Regions from separate parts of the Mus musculus genome. Here regions 1 and 3 are each linked to region 2. The links are chromatin loops, found by intact Hi-C in ENCODE. Cell type or tissue: left cerebral cortex. All regions are shown on one strand.

Region 1 (8,000 bases), 61 kb after region 2:
ACTGAAGTGGCAGAGACAGGTTATGAGTCTGTCTGTGTAGCCTGGGCTACACAATGACTCGGAGTCCAGCTGAAGCCTTGCAGTAGGACTCTGTCTCTAGACAAAGAAGAACTAGTGAGACAGCTCAGTGGGTACTGGCACCTGCTGTCAAGTCTGCTGGCCTGACTTTGATTCCCAAGACCCATGTACTAGACAGAGAGAATCAACTCCAGCACACATAAATGAAAATGTAACGAACAAAACAAAAAGCAAAAAAGGTGTGGGGAGAGAAACAGTCCCACCATCAAAACAAAATAGCAACAAAAGCCTGTCTGTCCTTCTAGATCCTGGTTGTGGCGATGCTGAGCCTGCTCAGAAGCTCACAATAGCCCTTCATTCCAACAGCCTGCCTGGCTTTCTGCCTCTGCAGGGCTCTCAGGATCCAGTCATTAGGATTCTGTATTCGGCTATGTTTACTTCCCCCTGTCTGTTGTGTATACACAAATCACACTACACCTCTCTCTCTCTCTCTCTCTCTCTCTCTCTCTCTCTCTCTCTCTCTCTCTCTCTCTCTCTCTCTCTCCATCTTTGGGACATAGAGACATGCCTGGTAGCAATTTGGTTCCATAAAAACACGTTTACTTAATCCTATTGTTAGGCTTACAGGCTGCCCCAGTATTTCGCTACTGTAGATTGTGTGGCTGCCACTTTATCCTGCCCAAGATAATAGATGTGAAAAATTGCATCGCTGCCCAGACACTGTGACTTTAGGCAGGCCAATTGACCTCTCTGTGCCTCCTTAACATGTAGAGGCAATAATGGTGCCTTTCTCAGAGGAACTAGGTCCTTAGATCAGGGAGGCCTGACTCTGGTGTCTCAGGGTTCTTTGGTTCCCCATTTCATGCAGTATTCTCTCTCTCTCTCTCTCTCTCTCTCTCTCTCTCTCTCTCTCTTTCTTCTATTAATTGACAGGGTTTGGGATGTGCTTCAGCTTGACTATTTCAAGCTGAAGGAATTTGTGAAGTAGCAGATCTAAGAAGGCTATTTCTGAAACAGACCTCAGGCCCTAGCTAAGAGGTGATCTCCCCATAGAGGGATGGGGCTCCTTCTTTCTGTGATGCAGAGACAGGGAAGAGCAGGCCCTTAGCCTTGTCATCATTTTGGATTTCCCCACAGATCTCTTTGAATCATTGAGAGCAGCACAAACACCTAGATTTAAATGCTTACGTGGGTCTTCATTCCCTTCCTTAAGACACTCGTATCCATGAGGCACACAGCATGCATTTGTTGGCTTGTCTCTTGTCAAGGATGTTGAAGAATAGATCAATGTATCGCCTCTCTTATGAGGCTGTGGCTCTCCTTTGAGTCAGGAAATGACACTCTGCTGCATGACAGAGTGCACACACTCAGTGGCTCTGAGCCCCCAAACTTAACATCACTCAGACCCATGGACAGCAGCATCATGGGCTGAAATCCAGGCCCGTGCTTTCTGGGAGCCATCCTATTCTCACACAGATGCCTGTCTGTTGCTAAAGGACTGACAGCCTGCCTTTCTTGGTTTATTTTGGTTTGGTTTTTTGTTGTTTTGGGGTTTTTGATAAGGTCTCTTTATGTAGCCCTGGCTAGTCTGGTGTCGAACTCAGAGATCTGCCTGCCTCTGCCTCCTGAGTGTTAGGATTAAGGGTATATATCACCATGCCTGTCTCCCTGCCTTTTTTTCTTAAAGACAAGTTCTCATGTAGCCCAGGATAGCCTCAAATTCTGTAGATAACAAAGGATAATCTTAAATGTCGGATTCTCCTTCTTCTCCCTCCTGGGTGTTAAGATGACAGACGTGAACTATTCTGCCTGGTTTTATGCAGCCCTGAGGATGAACCAGAGCTTTCTGCACACTGAATGAGGCAATACTCTCCAAACCGAGCTCTGATCGCAGCCTCCTTTAAAGACACTGGTCTCCATGGAACCCTGGTCAACATCCTGTTTTAAAGTCCGATGATTAGACTGCAATCTTGTCTCCTTTGCCACACATCCCAGCACATGCAGGCTAGGGACTAAGGGTGGGTATATTTTTGAGGGGCTCAGTATTCTGCACTAGGCGCTATTGGGGCTGGGAACCCACACATTATCCAGTACCTCATGTTCCTATGCTCCTAGCAGCCAGGCGTTTGCATTGCTTCCACTCTGCAGCCCCAATAGCAGCAGCTGTCTTAGGTACTGTTCTATTGCTGTGATGAGACACCATGACCAAAGCAACTAAGAGGAAGCATTTTCTTGGGGGCTTGCTTACAGTTTCAGAGGGTGAGTCCATTAACATTAAGGCAAAGAATACAGCAGCAGGCAGGCAGGTAAGGTGCTATAGCAGGAGCTGAGAACTCACATCCTTCTGTAAGTTGCAATCAGAGAGAGAGACAGAGAGACAGAGAGAAACATGGGCTTTGGAAACCTCAATGCCCCCCCCCCCAGTGACACACTTCCTCCAGTATGGCCACACCTCTTAATCCTTCCCAAACAGTTCTAGTGTGGGGACCAAACATTCAAATATATGAACCTATAGAGGCCATTCTCATTCAGACTACCACATCAGCTGAGACTCCAGCAGAACTTGGCTTGCCTGGGCTATGGCCCTAGCCATGTACTGGTAGTTCCCTTATCTCTGTGTAGCTCTCAGCCCCTGTCAGCTTTGCAGCTTTGATATGATGACAGCTTCCCAACCCCGCTCACTGCAGTTCTTCCCTTCCACCGTGATCTCTCAGCTTCCTGCAGGTGTATTGTGCACATGTTCCGTGTCCCTTCAGCCCATCCCAGGAGTGGTGGTGAGAGTGCTGGGTACAGTCCTGGAATACCACCAGAGCACTCAGTGCCACCTCTGGACCTCTCCATTTAATCCCTTCTCTCTTCTTCTTCTTATTTTTTGTTTTTGTTTTTGTTTTGTTTGTTTGTTTGTTTTTCGAGACAGGGTTTCTCTGTATAGCCCTGGCTGTCCTGGAACTCACTCTGTAGACCAGGCTGGTCTCGAATTCAGATATCTACCTGCCTCTGGCTCCCAAGTTCTGGGATTAAAGACAAGCACCACCACTGCTTGGCCTCTCTTCTTATTTTTAAGACACTCAGACATGGCCCAGGTCACCAGCTGGTAGGGGACTGAGCTGAGACTAGATCCTGCAGGTGCCTGATGGCTAGAACTTTACCACCTGCCCAGAGACTAACCAGGACTCAGCTTGGGGCCCTGGATAGTCTGCTGGGGGAAGGGTTTCCTGTCCTGAACTCAGCCCCTTTGGGTGGTCTCTTGCTTCAGAATATTGGTCCTCTCCAGGACACCTCCGCTGCAGCCTACTGAGACATTTGTCTTTCAAGGGAACCATCAGTCAGCTGTGCACCACTCCTTTTCCTTGCCTTGGAGAGTTTCTAATTTATCTGAATAAACTCACCACATGCTGCAGATATCTTGCTGCTGTCATGGCCTGTTCTGCTTGAATGGAGAAGGGCAATCTCAGGTCAAACTGACCCAGGAAGCACTTTGCAAATAGGCATAAGGCATCTAGGCCTGTTAAAATCCAGGGGAAGCCAAGGTCCCTGAAGGCTGTCTGGGGATGGCCAAAGTAGCATGTATGTCTGTATGTACCTGCTGCTTAACGAATGCTTTCGTGTCTAATGCATCACAGTTGTATGGAATTTAACAGCTTAGGGCTGCTCAGTTGTGCTGATTTAAAAGCCACTGAAGTAAGTACAGGAGGGGCCTCATGGTGGGGAAGGCACTTATCACTCAAGTGAGAGGAGCAGACCTCAGCTGTGGAGCACCCATGGGAATGCCCGGTCAGCATGGAGCCAGCCTCACATTTCTGCACTTGTGAAGCAGAGGCAGGGGACCCCAGAACAAGCTGGTTAGCTCTGGTAGGGAACCCATGACCCCCTCATGTAAACGAGAGACCCCCCCACCTCAAAGTATAAGATAGAGAGCAGTCGAGAAAGACACGTGACACCCACCTCAGACCTCCACATGCCTGTGACCACGCACGTGCAAACACAGGAACACACACAAGCACCATATCTCCAAAAATAAAAATAAAAAAGATCCAATGGAACAGTCAAATGTTGGTTTCCTCTGAAATGTCTTCTGTTGATTACATTTTGAAGAAGCTAGCCTCTCTTTGAAGTTGGAAGAAATATTCAAATCTATTTTTAACAAGCTCCCCTCTCACATAGTTATTTAACTCCTTCGAGCATCTGGAATCTATTTGGGGGGTGCCTGGTATTAGATGTGAGACTAAGGCAGTTCTCACCTCAGACACACAGTGCCCCCCTCCCAGTGTTTGGTGCTGCTTATTTTAGTGCATATTAGGTTTTAATACGCAATGGAATCTATTATGGGCTGCGAGGGAGCGATCCACGTAGCCATGTAAGGACATCATGCGGGTCCCAGCACGTCATTCTGTAGCCACGGATGTGAGTGACAGCTTGTTTGGGTAACTAATTCTCAAGCGCCTCCTCTTCTGCGGAGCTAGGTCCTGTACGTGCGTTTCCTTTGTCATCAGGAAGTCAGGTTATTAGAGGAATCAAAGACAGCTATGATTCACACCCTTCATTGTAACCCGCCTCCTCCCGCTCCGTGCTCCATGAATCCTCTGTTCCTTGTGGCAGAGAGTTAATGTGATGCTGTCTCGGTGAACAGCCTTTGCTTATAAATTTTACCCCAGCATCTGTGAACCTATCTTTGTGTCAAGCCTGGGTCCCATCTGGCTTTCCAATGCCAGTCTCTATGGCATCCTGACTTCTTCCTTTGTGTTGATTATTCTTGTTTTGTTTTTAATTTTTAATTAAATGTAAAAATTTTATTTAGACTGAATTCATCTTTAAAAATTTAAAATACAGAAGAGAGTGAGTTTACTTGGTCTATCGTGATTTGCAGGATGGCTTCTATTTTTACTTCATGTTTATGAGTGTTTTGCTCACATGTATGCATACGCTTCATGTTCCTTCCTGGTGCCCACAGAAGTCAGAAGAGGGCAACAGATCCCCTGGAACTGGAGTTACAGACAGTTGTGAGCAGCCATGTGTGTGTGCTGTGAGCTAAAGTTAAGATCTCTGGAGCGGCAGCCAGTGTTCTTGATTGCTGAGCCATCTCTCCAGTGCCTGAGGCTTTCTTTTTAATTTTCTCCCTCCCTCTTCCTTACTTTTTTTTTTTCCTGGTCTTGGGGATTAAACATGAATGCTAGGAGATACTCTATCCATAAGCTACATCCCTAGGCCTCTCTTCCATTCCTGGCATTTAAATAGTCTAGACTGGCTTTCAACTTACTCTGTAACTCAGGCAAGGTTTGAATTTACAATTCTCCTGCTTTAGCTATTCAAAGAGCTGACATGATGGACCTGCACTAGTAAGCCCAGCTATGGCTTTCTTTAACACACACACACACACACACACACACACACACACACACACACACACACACTTGCTGTAATCCTATCTTTTCTTTAAGAAGTGATATCAGCCACTCCACACTTCTGCCCTGTGTCTGTTAGCCATGTGATATGATATTGATCTTAGGTGGGTGTTCCAGGGACTGTCTGCCTCCCTGCTGTGTGGAGCACACAGGCTTTTGGTTCCGATGCTACATGTGTGTGTGCCTCAGACCTTATATAAAGCCAGGCATGGGTTGACAGATTCCACTTACATTTTATTATCAAACACATCTCTGTTTCCTGGGATTGCAGGAACGAAGTATCACAGAATCAGTGGATAACAACAATGCAAATGTGTTGTCTCACATGCTGGAAACCAGAGATACAAGTCAAAGTGTTATCAGGATCATGTGCCCCTTGAAGGCTCTAGAAGAATTTTTCCTGGCCTCTTCTAACCTCTGCTGGCATTCCTTGGCTTGTGAGCTCCTCATTGGCCTTGCTTTTCTTCACCTGGCACATTAGTTACTTTTCTTACTGTTATCATTAAATACCAGACTGAAGCATCTTAAGGGAGGAAGACTTTATTCAGGTTTTGGTTTAAGGGGATACACTTCATCATGGCAGAGAAAATGAGGTGTTGGTCCCTCTGCATCACAGTCAAGAAGCAGAGACATGAAGGCTGCTGCTCAACTTTCTCCTTCTCATGCAGTTCAGAATCTCAGCCTAGGGGATGGTACTGTCCATGCTTCGGATGGATCCTCCCACCTCAACTGACCCAATCCAGAAGCCGCCTCACATGCATTTCCAAAGGCTCTTCTCTTGGTGATTCTTGAGCCATCACACATGGCTCCTCTAAAGTATTTGGCTCCAGTGTCCTCTTCTAAGAACATCAGTCATATTGGGTAAGGGCTCACCTACTCCCATGCCACTTCCCATTAACTGATAATATTTAAAGTGACTGACCCTATTTCTATTATTTCATAGTATTGGGAATTAAGACATTCATGTGTTTTGGAGAAAGTGGTTCAGACATGGTTACCATGTCACATAGTTATTCCTAGCTGCAAAGGAGTCTAGAAGATGGGAGATGAAATCCACATCTACTCACAATTGGATACTGTCATAAAATAGAATATGCTGGCAGCCAACTACTTTCCATGGTGGTCTAACCAAGCTATAGCTACTCGCCCCAGCTGGGGTGCTCAGTCCTAAGTTATCTGTTCACCCCAAACTGAAATTTCTCTGATGCTAGATTGGGCTCAGAAAAATCTCCATGTGAGTCAACCTGTAGTGGTATTCCCTCAAATAGCCTCCCTGACCCCCACTGCAAGACTACTTTGTTTTCATGTCCCTCTTCCCCTGCCCCATGTGTGGAGATCAAAGGACAACTTCTGAGAGCCAGTTTTTGTCTTTCACTGTAGTTTTTGGGGATTGAACTCAGGTTGTCAGACTTGAGTTATCTGAATGGTCCTATGGCAAGTTCTTTTCAGATCTATTTTATTCATGATGATTTGTGTGTCTGTGTGTGTGCGCACACACATGTACAAATGCCTGTGGTGATCAGAGGTGTTGGATTCAGCTTGGATCTAGAGTTGCAGGAAAGTTGTCAGGCATCTGACATAGATACTGGGGACTGTGCTTGGGTCCTCTGTGAGAATAGTTTGTACTCTTAAGTCACTGAACCATTCCTCCAGCCCAAGTTCTTAAAGTTCCAGACTGTGAGGGTTCATGAGGTGCAGCCCTTTCTTCCATAATCCCTTCCTTGACTCCATGTCCTTCCATAGGTCTCCCTGCTGTTCATGAACCCACCAAGGCACCCCAGCACAGGCCCTTCCCCTCTCCCTTCAGTTGCATTCACAGAGGAAGGATGGTGTTGATGATGCCACCACCCCCTTGTGATGCCACAAGTCACTGGGATGCTCTGGCGCTTCCCAAGCTCATGTACTCATGAAATTAATGAGCAAATTAACCAGGAACTGACTATTCCATAAATAAATCACAGCCCCAGCCTCTCTTCTTTCTTTTGGTGTCAGCCTTTGAAGTCCCACAACTTCTCCTGATGGGGATGAAATGAGATATTTGCCATTTTAACTTTTAAATCAAGCTACAAAAGAAAAAACAAGAGTTATCAACAAGATCAAAGGAAACAGGGAACTCACAAAAAAGGGGGGGGGGGAAGATGTCATTTGCCATGGTGTCTGCAGATTGGGAAGACAGAGGGGATAGATATCTCATGACAGTGGCTCTTACAGTGCTGTGAACAAAACATTTGGCAGAAACAAGGAAGGAGAAATTAATATTGTCTCATAGTTTCTGTAGGATTCAATCCATTATGTCAGGAAAGGTAAGGGCAGGGAACTGAATTCACAGGAGCAGGAGTGTGTGGTGGAGGTTGTCCACTATGAGGCAGACTCATCAGGGGTGGGCTACAGCTTTCAACAGCCCACCTTTAAGGGTCTACTTCCTCTGCCAGCCAGACCTTATCTGCTGAAAATTCTACAGCCTTCCTAAATAATACTACTGTCTAGGGACTTAACATTCCAAACATAAGCCCCTGAGACAATTCAAATCACACTGTGTGGTGTCTCAGGATAGCAGAGAGCTGGCTCCTGGTTATAGAT
Region 2 (8,000 bases):
GCCGTCCATTTTGGCCAGTGTCCTGGCTGCTGTAGATGTCCTGATCTATGGGTGGCACTTGCATTGGTCCCTAGCTCGACAGACCTCATGGGTAGTGCTATTGGAAAAGGTGCCCATGTTAAGCTTTCCACTGCTCCTTGTTCCTGGCTCCACCTAGGGACACCTCCATGTCCTGTGGAGCACATCGGGTTCTAAGGACCAGTCACTGACCCAGTGTGTTTCCCAAGCACCATGGTCCTAATGGTGATGGAGAGCCAGGCTATGGAGATGGGGTGGGAAGGGCAGACGCCCTTTTCCAAGAGTCTCAAATAAGAATCAGGACAGGTTCTTGCCTCAGCTTTCAACTTTCTAAACTTCGTGGACCACAAAGGATGTGGTTGCCATTGCTCCCTGCATGTACTGCCTGCCTCTCTACCCTTCTTCCCATACCACCCATGTGACCGGAAGGCTCATGACCTTTCTTCTGCTATCGAGGGTACCCCTCCTAATCTTTCACTCTTTAAGGCTGTGTTTCCTCTGGCCCATTCTGCATCCCCAGGAGTCCCTTGAGGACATAGCCTGTTATCTGTTCATCTACCACTGGTGCCAGGGAGTTCACCCCAGAAGCACAGGCCTGAAAATGAAAGTCATCCTCTGGTCACTGGGTCACCAAGAGGCTGACTCTTTCTCTAGCGTCAAAGGGAAACACGCTTTGACTCTCTCCTAGAAAATTCTAGACACACCAACACGGCACCTACGGGAGCCTTGGGAAGCATATTGAGAAACGCTATTCTGGATATTTTTGTGATACTCCAAATAACTTCAGTTTTCTCTCTCATCTTAAAGTCTCTTCTAACAACAAAAAAAACTCTTGCGTTGAGGACTTCCTTCCCAGCAGGTGGCGCTATTGAGCAGTGATTGAATCCTGAGCACCAGCAATCTATTCCTGAGTTCATACATAGGCTACAGATCCTCTCTGTGCCTTGTGTGTGTGTGTGTGTGTGTGTGTGTGTGTGTGTGTGTATAATATATATATATATTGGGGCTCTGCACAAATGAAGCTATCGCCATTACCGACCAAGCATTAGTTGAGGGACGATAAGTGTCCACCGAGAAGAAATGAAGCCCATTTGTGAAGTCAGTAGCAAGCGGGCCTCTTTGTACTTTGAAGCAGCAGAAAAGGCCAAACAGACCCATTGTTGCTATTTGTGGCTTTAAGAAGACCCTATATCTGATTGGCTGAGTGAAGAACAGAGAGGGTGTGGTAGAAACCGGAAGCACACTGTCTGTGGGGCCCTCAGCAGAACCATGTGGACTGCATCTCTACATAACCACACAGCAGCCGCAGAGCAGACAGTGAGCATGATCACACGGCACTTGGCAGAAAGGCAGACAGACTGGCTCGCCTCAGACGCTCCAGCTGGACCTCAGACGGAAGGTGCAGAGATTCAAATCCTTGGTCTCTCCACCGGGGATGTGAGCACCCTGGGTCCTCTTACATTGTAAGCGATGGGCTGTTAGGAATGACAGCCCCGAAGTCAACCAAGGTGGTTTTCATTCTCTCATTTGTCTGCCCTGAACACTTCACTCATTGGCAAGTATGTACGGTCCAGCTGGGAGGACTGATAACCAGCTCACAAAAGAGGTACCTTGAGTCCCCTGGCCGCAGTGAAACGGCTCCTCTAGGGTCAACACCTGGCTAGGGGCTGGCTGCTCCCTTTCTGTGCTTTTGTGCAAGAACCTTCCCTGTAGGGTGTGGACTGGCCCGGTACATTCTGCGTGTCTCCCATGGTCCTGGCTATGCACATTAACTGTAACACGATGACATAATTATAGAAACAGAGGACACCCTTCATTTCCTCAGTCACCTGCAGACCCAGAATATGCTGGAGAAAACTTGGATGCACCAACTCCTCATTACAAGCTGAGGCTAGCAATGAACAAAATAAATATGCATTGGAGACTGAATGCTATAATTAGCGTTTCCATGTGGCTAAAGAAAACGAGAGACATTTTAATTCCGGGCCTCTGGTTGCATGTTAAGTTGCTGCGAAGGGAATGGTCCTTGGGGGTTAACCTGTGAGGGACAGGCATTGTCTTAAGATCCTTGGTGTAGGTGGGATTCAAATGGAGCGGCTATGCCATTAGATAGCCCAGGGCTGAGCTTACTTCCTAGAGCCCAGTGAATACTCCCAATTGTAAGAGAGGCTGGCGTCGTCCCCTGGCACCCATGGTCCGGGTGAATCTATTCATTTAATAAATAATTAGCATTCGCATATCTGTTGTTCCTGGTGATGTCAGAAAGTACCTTTTCGTACTGTCTTCCAAATTCACATCTAGACGTGTGATGCTTTGACCTGCTACCTCCTTTAACTCAGTGCTGGGGACAATCTCAAAGCATTGTCCTGCTCTGCCCTTGGGGTAGCTAGCCAGCCTGAGGATTTTGTGCTTTCTTGATAACATAACTGGAGAAACTGGCATGTCTGAAAGAGAACAGGCCACATGGTCCTGAGCTCTTCTGCCCAAGGGGTGATAGGACTCTGTGTATCTCTTCTGGGGGATACATGGGGATTTGAGGTGACAGATAGGCAATCTGGGGGAATCCCCAGCATGGAGCCCAGGAGAGTCAAAGAGGAGATACCCGGCTCTTCTGCCTTCCGTGTTCCCAGGCACCAGCTTGTTGTAACACCGCGTTCTCAGGCCTCAGTGACTACAAGAGTTGTAAAACAGGCTGTAGCCTCACTGAAGGCACAGTGGCCACAATTAGCAACTGGAGAGGTGCAGTGTTGATCTCACAGGCATGAGGTGACTTATCCCAACTCACCTAAGAAGATTGTTCACACTAAGAGCTTTTTAAAACCCCAGTTTAGAGAGAGCTGAAGAATTCTCTCTGCCATTCAAGACCATCTTTAACAGAAAGCACACCGGAAGGGTGGTCCTGAAACACCCGTGTGACAGGCAGAGATCTGGAGTACCCTGAGACTTCAACTACCAGCCCTGTGCTCTGTGGATGGACAGCACCCCCTGCAGGACAGAACCTCCAGATAGAGATGTGTTAGACATGCTTATGTCCTGAAAGCCTTTTATTTTGTGAGACCTGGGTGGGGCTGGGTATTCATCCTGGAATTTCCAGAAGTTTTTCTCCTTAACTCCCAGAGAAATTTTATTTTGAAACAGAGTCTCACATAGCCCAGGCTGGCCTTGAACTCTCCATGTAGATGAAGATGAACTTGAACTTACCTTCCTGCCTCTACCTCTACAGTCAAGGAAGACACACCCCCCCCCCTCCACACACACACCCCTTGTGGCTGTGGCTGTATCACAAATAGTGCTAGGACTTGCCAAAGCCACAGCAGCACCTGGAGGTGACCTGATGATGGATGCCATGCTAGGCTCAACGTGACAGACTGGGAAAGTCTAAAGTCCTGAATCCTGGAGCCAGGAACTGTTTCCAGCCTCACATCCTGATGTCCTGGTGACACAGGGACAAACTGTCCTCACCCCCCCCCACCCCCCACCCCCCACCCCCCACCCCCCGGGCTCCACTCATGCATCCTGTTCTCCTGCTGAGAGGGGTGCCACTCTGGGCTGCTGCTGCTCAGGCCTAGGGTCGTGCGTGCTTTGTGCAGACACTCTGGGGGACTCTTTCTCCCTCTGTGCCCTCTAGGGAGGCTTTTGGAACCACATCTTAGAGTACAAAGCTGGGAAGCTTGGCCACAGACTCTGGCATGGTCAATTGGTCCTCAGTGGGACGCCTGTGGATTGGCTTCATCCCTGACTTGACATCTAATCCAACCCACCCATGCATTCCGGAGGTGGCTGGCACTCCTTACTTGGGGGCCAGGTTGGCTATGACAAGGGTATAATATACCTGTCCTTGCTATCTCGATTTGTGACTGGCAAGGGGTATTTAAGCATCAGTCCTGAGGGGAAGGGTTACTTCTTGACAATGACCCATGTACTTTGGGGCCTATGTTTGCCTGCTTGGGATTCCTGAGTACCTCAGCCTGTGGGAAGCCTCTTTATTGGACCCCAGGGCGATGAATATTGAGTGGATGGATTCGGAAACACGGTGTCTGGTGCTCAGCAGGCAATTAACAACTGCTAATTGATTCAGATGGCTAACCCAGGAAGCAGCGAGTGGACTAAAAACTCCATGAAAACGAATTGACTCCATCAGGATTAATAATAATAATAACAATAATAATAACAATAATAATAAATAATATCACAGGGATGACTGGTTTCAGCATGGCCTTTCACTATCGGGCTCCTTTTAGGGGTGGTCTCTTCTAAGCACATCCCAAGCAGGATGCAGTCAACTGTGGCTTCCTTAGGGCTTGGTCAGGAAACCTCTCGTTATACAGTGTGTGACATTCCACATGCCTGACGGTTCCCCTGGGCGCTGCTGGGTGGAAGCTGTAAGCTCTATCCTCGGTCTCCGACTCCTGTGACATACTGTCACCTGCTGAATTGCTCCAGTTCGTCCTGTGACATACTGTCACCTGCTGAATTGCTCCAGTTCGCTGCATCTCTCTGCGTTTCATCCTTTCTCCCAGACTCAGTTTAGAGATGGTGTGGTCCTCGTTCGCCTGCGGCTTGAAGCACACGGTAATCACATTCTTCTTCCTCTGGGCTCCACTCCACTGTGGGAGATTCCAGGTCTAGCCACACAGGCTTCAAGGGAAAAAAGAGCCATAATATGTGAGCCACAGACCTGCCCATAAGAACTGTGGTTGGCGGGAGATTTATAAAGCCAGTGACCGGCACTGCTGTTTAACTTCAGAGCGGAAGGAACACTGTGCTGTTTAGCAGTCACTCCTCATTGTGTCGCTGAGGGTGACCCTGAACTTCAGATCCTCCTGCTTCCCCTTCTCAAGCCTTGGTATTACCCGCACGTGCTACCATACCTTTCTCAGACATACCTTTTTAATTTTGGAGGGTGAATTCTTAGACCCTGTGATGACGTCATGTCAGTGCTTTGAGAACGGCCGATCAAGCTCTGCTTCCCTGGTCTGAAGCTCTAAACTCGCCTGCATTCTACACTAGCAGGTTTCCCATGGCAACGATCCCACGTCTTGGCACCAATGTCCCGTGTTAGCTACCTTTCTCATGGCTGTGGTGTGTTTCTGGCAGAGACAGCTTGGGAAGGACTCCCAGTGTTTTGCAGCTGGAAAGGACACAGCCCCTCGTGGCAGGGAAGGGGCAGCACCAGGAGCCCACTTCCTCACATCTTGGCTGAGCAAATAGTGGTGAGAAATGGATACAGGTGGTGGTCCTCAAGCTTTCTATTAAAAATAATTCATTTACTTTTATGGCTATGAGTATTTTGCTTGCAAGTTTGTGTGCTACATGTGTGCCAGGTAACCCAGGAAGCCAGGAAAGAATATAGGATTCTCTGGGACTACAGAATAGACAGTTCTGAGCTGCCATGTGGTTGCTGAGAACTGAACTTAGGTCCTTTTAACCAGTGCTCTTAACCACTGAGCCCCATCCACCCTTTTAACCTTCTATCCAATCCGGCCCTCAGCCTGTAGGATGGTGCTACTCACGTTTAGCGCAGGTCACCCTTCTATCGTTAAGCCTCTCTAGAAGCACTCTAGCAGCCACAGCCAGAGGTGTATCTCCAGGTGTGTGTACCTGTATGCTCACACTAATGTAGACATATGTGGGTATTGTGCAAGCATGCATGCACACATGTGCATGTGCACACACACACACACACACACACACACACACACACACACACCACAAGACTGGCAAAAAGCAGACTTTCTACTGAACTTGATGGAATTTACAGAATTCTTCATTTTGTTTTAGTTTGACCAGACGGTAACGTATTTTTCTTTGGGGAGAGGTAGGAAGGGAGTCATGGTTAAATCTTGCTTTCTGGTGATTTCTGGTGTAAGGATGGGAACCTGTCTCCTGGGCTTAGTTGTCAGGTACGGTGTTGCGATATTTTCCTAAGCGAGAGGATCTGGCATAGGGTTGGTGATGGCACTCAAAAGCCTGTTATCACAAAATAATTCTATCTCGCTTCCCTAAAGTCAGCATCTCACTCTCTCCAGCTGTGCCCAGCTGTGCTGGAGATGCTGCGGCCACTGGGCAGCAGCCCCCCTCCCCCATCCCCGTGCAGCTCTAGAGAGAGTGTTTGAAAATTGGATTCATTTTTGTGCTAATGGTTGAAATGATGCCCTGGGAATGTTGAACATATTATAGTGATTGCTTATTCTCCCACAGATGTGGAAGTCCATTACTGAAAAAAAAACATACATGTTTTTAATTCCCTTCATTGCCTGTCTGAGGGCTTCTTCCTTGTCTGGACAGTTTGTTTAAAGAGAAATTGTGTTGGGGCGATAATGAGAGACAGGATGGACAAGGCTAGGGAATTCTAACAATCCAAAGAAGAGCTGGAGAGGTAACACAAGAGAAATAAAACAAACCTGGTGCCAGCATTAGTCTGACGGCTGTGTCTACAGATCCCATTTCAGGGGTACATCATGCAAGGGGAGGTACCATTTTTTAAGGTATGGAGCCTGACATAGTGACTCAAACTTGTAATTCCAGCCCTGGGTAGCTAAAGGCCAGGAGGATCACATGAATTCTAGGCTAGCCTGGATTACACAAGTTGGCTATATGCTAGCCTGAGGTACAAGTGTGAGAACCTCTCACAAAGTCAAGGCAATGTCAGTGAGATGGTTCAACAGGTAAAGACCCTTGTGCAAGACTGGTAACCTGAATGGAACCCCCAGGATCCACAAAGATGTGGGAGGAGAGAACTCACTCCGTAGAGTTGTCCTGTGACCTCTGACCCTGTGATGTGGTATACACACACCTGCACACACATATAACTAACTAACTAACTAACTAACTAACTAACTAACTAAATAAATAAATAAATAAATAAATAAATAAATGTAACTCAGAAAGCCTATAACTTCTTTAGAACAAAAGGAAAAAATAGAGATCTTTCAACACAACACTTCCCATCCTTTGAATACTTTATGTAAGCTGCATAGAGCAAGCAATAGCCTTAATTCACACTTAATATTCTATCCCCTCTTTGTAGTTGCTGAGAACTTTCTTCTGTACAAAGTTCTGGGTTCTGGGTAGGCTAGCTGCAGTCAAGGTTAAGATATTTTCGACTTCATTAAGAGAGATGAAGAGTATCTTCAGAAAAGGAGTTTAAATTTGCATTTAGACAATATCCTCAGGCTAGACATGACTCAGCAGAGCTGGGACTCCTTGGGGGAAATGCTTTGAGCTTAAACAAGCTCCAACTTCCATCTGAGAGTTTGAGTTTAGCAAAGATGACCCAAGAGTCCAAAGACATTATTCATTGTAAGTGTGGACACAAGCCAACAAGATACAGCAGTCTCTTGCCACACTTGTGACATCTTAACTGACAGCCACCGAAAATCTAGATTCACAGACCCATCAGCTCTTCTGAAAATGCACCTCTTGCTTCTTAACATAGAGCTGTTCTGTTATTTTTGGTGGACATCTCTATTGGCTTCAGCCTGGAGACACACACACGCACACACACACACATGCACACACACACACACACACACACACACACACACACACACACACACAGAGAGAGAGAGAAGAGAGAGAGAGAGAGAGAGAGAGAGAGAGAGGAGAGAGAGAGAGACAGGCAGACAGAGACAGAGACAGAGAGACAGACAGAGACAGAGACAGAAAGGAGAGAAGAAGGTATGCTTAGATGACCAAGCTATAAAGCCCAGGACAGTTTTACTTCCTAAAGTTTCTATAACCTCTCCAAACAGTGCCACCAACTGTGGATCAATTGTTCAAACATATAAGCCTGTGAGAAGCATCTATCACTCAAACCACAACATACAAGTATGTTTTCAGTCATAAAAACTGGCTTTCCATTGCATCTCTTGGGGTTGGTATGTTTGGGTTCTTGTTAGCAGTAACTACAAGGGTCTTAGGTCTACCAAGTGGGAGTCAGACTCTGGCACCTGGCTCTGAGATTGGTGGTACCAAGATGC
Region 3 (8,000 bases), 49 kb after region 2:
AAGGCCTGTGACCCACAGAAGAGGGTCAGTAGCTTCTGCCTCTCTATGGATTCTGAGACCAAGAGTCAGGACTGGTTTTTGTCTCCCTCAGGATTCCTCGGTAGGCTAGAACAGCTTCCTGGTAGGCTGCCTTGTCGCTGTGGTTCTGAGTCACTTCTGGATGCTAGGTCTCGAGTCTGGGTCTTCCGCCCTTCCAACAATGCTGTAAGCCCACATAGTATATTTCCCTCTCATAAGTTGGGACACTGGCTCTTCATCTTTGGAATAGAATTGTGATAGAGACATGATCATGGCTTAGAGTCTCGTGACCCTGAGGTGAGACAGCACTGTACGGGGATGGAGTTAGAAGAGAGACAATCTGTTGACTAGTGTGCAAAATTGTCCTCTGAGAACATTTAACTGCACCCCAATCTCTCATGCAGCTTCATTTCTGGACATGACTTCTTCCATGCTTCGCTTTACCAATCTAGGCCATGGATATGACAGTCAGTAGCATTCTACTGATTAGATGTATTATGAATGGAAACAAAAAGGGGGGGGGGTTAAAGGAATTTTATATAATGGATCACTCAGGAATCTCCCAACAGAAATCAGGAGTGAAGAACCAGGGATGATGGCTCAGAGGTAAAGTGATTGTGTAGAAGCAAGAGGCCAGGGTTTGATCCCCAACCCACATAAAACCAGGGTGTGATGGGTGCTCCCTTATAATCCTGGGGCTGGGGCTAAGGTGTGCTGAGACAGGCATATCCAGGGCTTCTCTGGTCAGCCAATAGAGCCTACGTAAAGAATTCCAGGCCAATGGGAGACCCTGTCTCAAAAAGAAAGTGGGTGAGGCCTACGACACATTGGAGGTTGACCTCTGGCCTCTATATGCACATATATACATGTGCATCCCCCAAAACACGAATGTGTATATACACCACACAGACACACACACACACAGGAAAGCAGGAATTAGAGGAGGCAACAGAAACTACTTCAGAGGGTCGGTCACCTGAGAGCACAAAACTGGTCCCCAGCATTGCATTTGACCACAGGATAAAACCCAGAACATCAAAACATAGCTTCCAGTCTTGAGAGGGTTCAGAAGTCAACATGAAATTACCGGCTGCTATGACAGAGTAGTGTGTCTTTAAAACCTGATTCCCTCCTTGTAAGTTCCCTGATGCCTTTCAGAAGATGGATGGAGACCTCCCAGGTGACAGCAAACATGAAAGGTGGGATGGTAGACCCCCCCAGCAGTGCCCCCCACTTGTTTAGGGGAAGCTGCTAATAACATGCAATTATGTGTTCTTCCCCATGGAGCAAATTGCAATGCTTTGCAGGAAAAGATACTTACATAATGATCATACAAACTCGATCGGCTTTCATTTTAAAAATTAATCTTCAGGCAATTAAGTTGTTAATTTGGGATTTAATTAACGTGAGTTCTAGATACAAAACAAAGTTGGGTGTTCTAAGACCTGACAAATGCAAAGTAATAAGGGGACAGGGGGTGCACAGGGGTGCGAGAAAGAGTTCACTTATCACCTATAATGAAAAACAGTTATTTTGTGTAGCCTATGAAGGCAAGAGTCAGAGACCTTTGAATTTTCAAAGATACAACATTAAGCAAGCACAAATGATTTGTAACTACAAAGTTCTAGAAAAGGAGGGAAGGAGATGGCAGGAGTTGGGTGTTGTGTTTTCTGGTGTCTGGGACTCAATAGCAGAGGAACAATGATAGATACACGGAGATTTTGGGGACCAAAGCTGGAGGACTGGAGAGGGAAGAAAGGTGGAGGGGGGTCATGGAATTCCAAAAATATCACTCTTGGTCTGGGTAGATTGTGGGTATGGTGTTTGCCCTGCAAGCACAAAGATCTGAGCTTGGATTCCCATAGCCTCGCCCCCTCCGAAAAGCCCAGAGTGATGCCAACCTGTAGTCCCAGCATTTGGTAGAGACTAGCAGATCCAGTCTAGGGGAATTGGTAAGCTCCAGGTTAAGTTAGAGACTCTGCAAAATAAAGGAAGCTAGAGAGCAATTGGAGACAGCTGACATCAACCATGGCTTGTGCACATGTGTGTGCACACACACATGCCATATCCCCCTTGATTACCTGCGCTTTGTAAATCTGTCCTTCCTTTGTCCATCCCACCCCACTTCCCTCCTTCTTCCCCTCACATATCCAACCTTTCATGGATGTTGGAAGAAAATTTTAAAAAAGCAGCTGGTCCTATTCAAACCCAGGCCTCTTGAAGCTGAAGATGTGTGAACAGAGTGTGGCTGAGGGGATACAACTACACCAGGTGTTTAAGCCAAGGGCCCTTCAGATGGTTCTGTGATCCCAAAGCAGGTATTAAAATGTTCCCTCTGGTCCTGTTGACAGCTCATATGAAAATCCTGGGTCCAGAAATGTCTTCTACCTCTGTGGCTCTGTGCCCCATTTGCTGCATACGTTTTACCTCTTTAAGGACAGCACCCCAGTTTGGGGCTGCTGCCCAGCCACTTGCATGTAAGCATGTTTGCATCCTTGTGCTCTTTTCTGGAGTCATCTTCTCCATAGTCATCCCATAGAACAGTGGAGATGTGAAATACGGCATACATGCAGCTACATACTGACAAAGCTCAGGGGAGGGTCCTCTGTGGTTCAGCAAGTTGTAAGCTTTGTTTAAGATAGATAGGCTGTCAGGCATAGTGGCACGCATCTTTAGTCCCAGCACTTGGGAGGCAGAGGCAGAGGCAGAGGCAGAGGCAGAGGCAGAGGCAGAGGCAGAGGCAGAGGCAGAGGCAGAGGCAGAGGCAGAGGCAGAGGCAGAGGCAGAGGCAGAGGCAGAGAGGCAGAGGCAGAGAGGCAGAGGCAGAGAGGCAGAGGCAGAGAGGCAGAGGCAGAGAGGCAGAGGCAGAGAGGCAGAGAGGCAGAGAGGCAGAGAGGCAGAGAGGCAGAGAGGCAGAGGCAGAGGCAGAGGCAGAGGCAGAGGCAGAGGCAGAGGCAGAGGCAGAGGCAGAGAGGCAGAGGCAGAGAGGCAGAGGCAGAGAGGCAGAGGCAGAGAGGCAGAGGCAGAGAGGCAGAGGCAGAGAGGCAGAGGCAGAGAGGCAGAGGCAGAGAGGCAGAGGCAGAGAGGCAGAGGCAGAGAGGCAGAGAGGCAGAGAGGCAGAGAGGCAGAGGCAGAGGCAGAGGCAGAGGCAGAGGCAGAGGCAGAGGCAGAGGCAGAGGCAGAGGCAGAGGCAGAGGCAGAGAGGCAGAGAGGCAGAGAGGCAGAGAGGCAGAGAGGCAGAGGCAGAGAGGCAGAGGCAGAGGCAGAGGCAGGCTGATCTCTGAGTTCAAGGCCAGCCTGGTTTACACAGAGAGTTTCAGGACAGCTAGGACTACATAGAGAAACCCTGTCTCAAAACCATGCTGCTCCCCCTCAAACTCCCCTTCCCCCAAAGATAGATCAGCCTTGGACATTGATATAACCTTTCCATGGGTCTTTTTTTAAGTGACCCCAGGACATCTGTGAGGCTTTTGTGCCATGGATCCCTGAGATGGGCTATAGGATGAAGGAGAGGGGCCAGGCCCACAGAGGACACCTTACAGGGACCAGGAGCTGGGATAAAGGGAGCCCCAGTGCCCAACTCCTGTTCCAGGGACAACACCCCAGGACTATGAAGCTTGGCAGGGTCCGTGGAAGCAGAAGGTCAGGCTGCAAATGTTCTAGTGACCCAGCAGGAGATCACAAGGTAGACAGGGGTGCTGTGGTAGAAACAGGAAGTATCAACTCCCTCCCCAACTCCCTCCTGATCTCTGAACAATGCAGAGCACCACCAGAGTACCACCTCTCCTCTCCAGGACCCCTCTGGCGGCTCCATGAGTGGCATGTGACAAGCTGTCTTGAATGGTCAGATGTTTTTGTGTGCCTGTGACGGTCCTGGCAGATGGTGACAGGTGTCTTGTGGACAAGGCTGGAGTTCCAGGCCGCTCTGTTGGGGGGGGGGTTGCTCTTTTTCTTGGCTCATTTCCTGCTCTATCAACTGAAGGTTTCAGAAGTTAAATTCAAAGTTGCTGGTGATTTTGAGTCACTTTTTTTTTTTTCAATAGCGCCTCTTGAGTGAAGATTAGGCGGCTGTGTGGGCGGCTGTTAAGGGTGCCTCATTTCCACATTGAGAGCCTACCCACACAGCAGATTTTAGTGGTACTTGAAACGGGACCTGATTTTGCCTCTCAGCTGTTACATTAAAATAAAATGCCCTTCGTCTGATTATGAAGACAGCCAATTTAAATGTATAGATACCATTTCCCAGAGGGGAGGGATGTCTTTATTGATTCTGAGACCTCGTGTTGCTTCGTGTGACATATCAGGTGCTTGGCACATTCACTTTCTAAGAGAGAATGGCCCAGGACAGAGGAGGGGACGGTTGTTTGAGTCATGGCTCTGTGGCTGTCTTGCTGTGCAGCTCTAATGAGTCACCTCCCTGAGTCTTAGCCTCCGTCCACGTTGGGACAGTCAACCCTGCTTGTGCAATTGATCACAGCATCCTGAAGATGGAGGCTGAGGGATGGGAGGCTCTTAGCACACTGGCTGTCCTGTGGCAGTCTCTGCCCTTGCTGTAGTTTGGGCAGTCATGACCTTAATGTTTGTCCTGCCCTTCCTTCTTGTTCTTTTCTTTCCTCTTTGGACAATTCTCCTGCTGTCACCCCCCCTCTTTCTGCCTGTTACAGCAAATAACTTAAGTGTCTTCTCTCTCTTGCCCAAACTGCAGAGCACACAGGCCTGAGCAGGCTGCCCAGGGCTCAGCACAGTATGAGCTTGGTGTGTGGATTGGTGCTTTGTTGATTTGATTCAAGCTAGAGTCACCTGGGAAGAGGAAGTGTCAGTTAAGGAATTGCCTCTACCAGATTGGTCTGTAGGCAACTCTGGGGGGCATTTCCTTGATAACTGATTGCTGTGGGAGGGCCCAGCCCACTGTGGGTGTGGTTGCCCCTGGGCAAGTGATGCTGGATGGTCTAAGAAAGCAGGCTGAACAAGCCATGGAGAGCAAGCCAGTAAGCAACACCCCTCCATGGCCTCTGCTTCAGTTCCACATCCAGGGTCCTATCTTGGCTTCCTCCCTCAATGGACTGTGACCTGGGATATGTAAGCCAACATATGTAAACACACATACACCTGCCAAATGCCTTTGAGTCAGGGTGTTTTAACACAGTAATAGAAGCCTAGCAAGAACAGGAAAGCTCTGTGGCGTTCACAGCGCTTTTCACCTGTCTGCGTTATTTCTCTTCTTCCGTGCTGAAGCTCTGTATTCTACTCAAGGCGGGAGAAGTCCTGAGACTCTTGGGCTCCCCGTGTTACCAAGGTCCAAACCCTCTCTAGCTTCACTTGCTGCAATTTCGCTGAAGGGGCCATATAGCTGGGTAATACATCATTAGTCTCCCAGAAGCTTTGCTGTGGGAATGCTTCCACTGGGTACATTTCGACTACAGTTGTCAAAGTTCCTTTCTGGGACTGTAAGGCCGCTTGACCTAGATGCCCCATGGGTGACTGGATGAACAGGTTTGGCATTGCCTTCATTTTGTGTCAGTCTGTTGAATGAGGTAAGCCGCAGGTCAGCGGCTGCTGGGCCTGCGTGCAGAATGCTGATTGTCTGCTGAAGCGGACAAGTGTGCATGTGTGAAATCCATGTACGACACAGCCTGTATATGTGTTTGTGCATGGAGTGGGGGGGGTCATATGACAACTGAGGGAGTTGGCTGTCTTCTTTCCCTATGTGGGACCCAGGATGGAACTCAGGCTGCCAGGCTTAGTGTGGCTGGACTGGCAAGTGACTTTACTTGACAAACCATCTAAAAGCCTTAATCTTAACCCTACCCTATCCATAAAGCAGCTTACACATTTAACACTCTCCAGTCCGTCATAGGCCCATACTGAACCACACGTGACGATGTTTGCCCAGGATGATGGCTCCAGCCACAGAGGAACTCAGAAGTTTCTGTGACAGGTTGGTCACGGGCCTGGGAAAGAAGGAAACCATCTTCTGACAATGAATTACCAACTTTGACCCTACCCCAGAGAATCAACAAAAACCGTGTCTGTCTACTTGTTTGGAGAGCAGCCTGGCTTCAGTTAGCCAGGGCTGTGTCTCCTCTGATTGAGAGCTGAAACCTCACTGAAGGTTTGATTATAGGTTTGCGATGTTTTCTCTTATTATTTCCATGTCAAGAAGTTGTTCCCTGGAGTCTTAGGAAGGGTTACCTTGCTGTGATGAAACACCATGACCAAAGCAGCCTGGGAAAGAAAGGGTTTATTTGGCTTAAGTTTCCACACCACAGTTCATTATCAAAGGAAGTCAGGACAGGAACTCAAACAGGGCAGAAACCTGGAGGCAGGAGCTGATGCAGAGACCACAGAGGATGCTGCTTACCGGCTTGCTCTTCATGGCTTGTTCAGCCTGCTTTCTTATAGAACCAGGACCACCAGCCCAGGGGTGGCCCCACCCACAATGGGCTGGGCCCTCCCTTGTCAATCACTAATTAAGAAAATGTTCTACAGGCGTCTACAGCCCTATATATGGAACCATTTTCTTAACTGAGGTTCCCTCCTCTCAGCCGACTTTAGCTCATGTCCTGCATACCTAGAATTCCTGGCCTCCTGTCCTCAGACAACTCTGATTGTCTCCATCCACAGGAGGCTGAGAATGCCTTTGCTGCAGCAGCTAGTGATGATCCATCACTAGACCCCTCCTGGGCCCTCGGGACAGGAAGGTCTGTTGCATGAACACATGCCTGGACTCAAGCTGCCCATTTTGCTGGGAGTGCTGTTTGTCTGCAGGTCTTTGTAGATTTAGCTAGCTGGGGCTGCATCCTCTCAGAGATTTTTAGAACTCTCCAAGAAGGCTCACTTTGCCATTGGGTTAGGGTAGGATCTACCAAACCACAAGCCCGTGTTCACGCACCTGACGCTGGCTCCCATCCCACGGTCTCCTGCTAGCTTGCTGGAGGCAGTTTTGATTTGGAGTCTTTTTCTCTCTAGATTCTGAGGTCAAATCACGGGCCTGGGGGTGGGGGAGGGGTCTGCCTCTCATAGAAGATGAGCCTACACCACACTCACAAAGGTAGGCTCCTGTGTTCTCTGCCAGTGTTGCAAGGAGAGGACCCTCTCGGAGATCCCCTGCTTTCCTCCCACTAGTCTTTGCCAGATCAGTAACTCTGCACCCCAAGAATGGGCCTGGCCTCCTTTCCAAAGTGGGAGGCAGAAGGCGGGGGTGTTAGGTTGTCTGAGGTTTCTGCATTACCAGTGACCTGGCCATCTGTGGGACAAAAATGGGGTCCCGTGTCCATCTGGGCCTAGGGCCTAGGGCGAGGCAGAGGCAGGGAGCTTGGATCCCAGGCTCCCGCCCCGTGGGCATTGGACTGTGAGAAGTTGCGGGATCCCGCTCCTGGGGGATCCCGCTCCTGGGGTGATGAAAGTGCAGTCTGGGGTACTCTCAGAATTGCAGGAGTCTGACTCTGACTCTCCACAGAGTAACGGATCAGGAGGCAATTGTGAGATGAACAGAGTAAGCCTTGCTGAGTGATAGAAGCAAGCAATATAAGGGACATTTAAGGGTGGCCCTCCCGCCAAGCCAGCCAACCTGAGGTGAAGGGAGTGAGGTGACATGATGGCCCCTCGGTGACACTACGCAGCTATTCTTAGCAGGTCTGCTATTGACTTCGCTGGTCCCAGCCTAATTCTCTGAGGTTGTTTCCCATAGGTGGGAGCAGAAGAGCTGACTGGGCTGAGGCTAGCACTGTCCTCGGGTAGCCTGTATAGCTGTCACAAGTCTGGAGTGCGGAGAAAGCGTGGGTCCATAGATGAGGCTTAGGCCCTGCAGGGCTGGCCAGCAAGCTGCTTTTCGTGCAGTGTCCTCCTGACTCCCAGTGTGATAATGAGCTTGGGCAGTGTTATTAGTAGAAGAAACAGTAAATGGGGCACAGTGACACACACTTGTAATCCCTGAGAGGTTGAGGCAGGAGGATCACTTCAGCATAAAAAGCTTTGAAGCT

Evidence for each region. Hi-C counts contacts between places; a loop is a spot of excess contacts. Peaks named below come from ENCODE experiments on the same cell type or tissue, not always from the same donor. Only the 100,000 strongest peaks of a DNase experiment are listed, where the experiment ranks them.
Region 1: a loop joins it to region 2, with 2.8 times the contacts of the local background. A loop is called at or near these places in 6 of 42 quality-filtered maps.
Region 3: it touches region 2 in a loop (2.3-fold over the local background); 6 of 42 quality-filtered maps call a loop at or near these places.

Annotation. Positions count from the first base shown.
Region 1 is chr12:17,093,560-17,101,559 of GRCm38, forward strand. No RefSeq gene overlaps it. Among named protein-coding and RNA genes, the nearest start is that of Kcnf1, 79 kb to the right of the region's middle. In left cerebral cortex, no CTCF peak of the experiment used is centred here; DNase peaks (open chromatin) are centred at 56, 340, 4,014, 4,493 and 1 more place; H3K27ac peaks cover 1,840 bases.
Region 2 is chr12:17,032,378-17,040,377 of GRCm38, forward strand. No RefSeq gene overlaps it. Among named protein-coding and RNA genes, the nearest start is that of 2410004P03Rik, 25 kb to the left of the region's middle. In left cerebral cortex, CTCF peaks have their summits at 867 (motif pointing right) and 3,003 (motif pointing left); DNase peaks (open chromatin) are centred at 894, 1,280, 1,850, 2,997 and 2 more places; H3K27ac peaks cover 1,635 bases.
Region 3 is chr12:17,080,954-17,088,953 of GRCm38, forward strand. No RefSeq gene overlaps it. Among named protein-coding and RNA genes, the nearest start is that of 2410004P03Rik, 73 kb to the left of the region's middle. In left cerebral cortex, no CTCF peak of the experiment used is centred here; DNase peaks (open chromatin) are centred at 4,118 and 4,895; H3K27ac peaks cover 1,633 bases.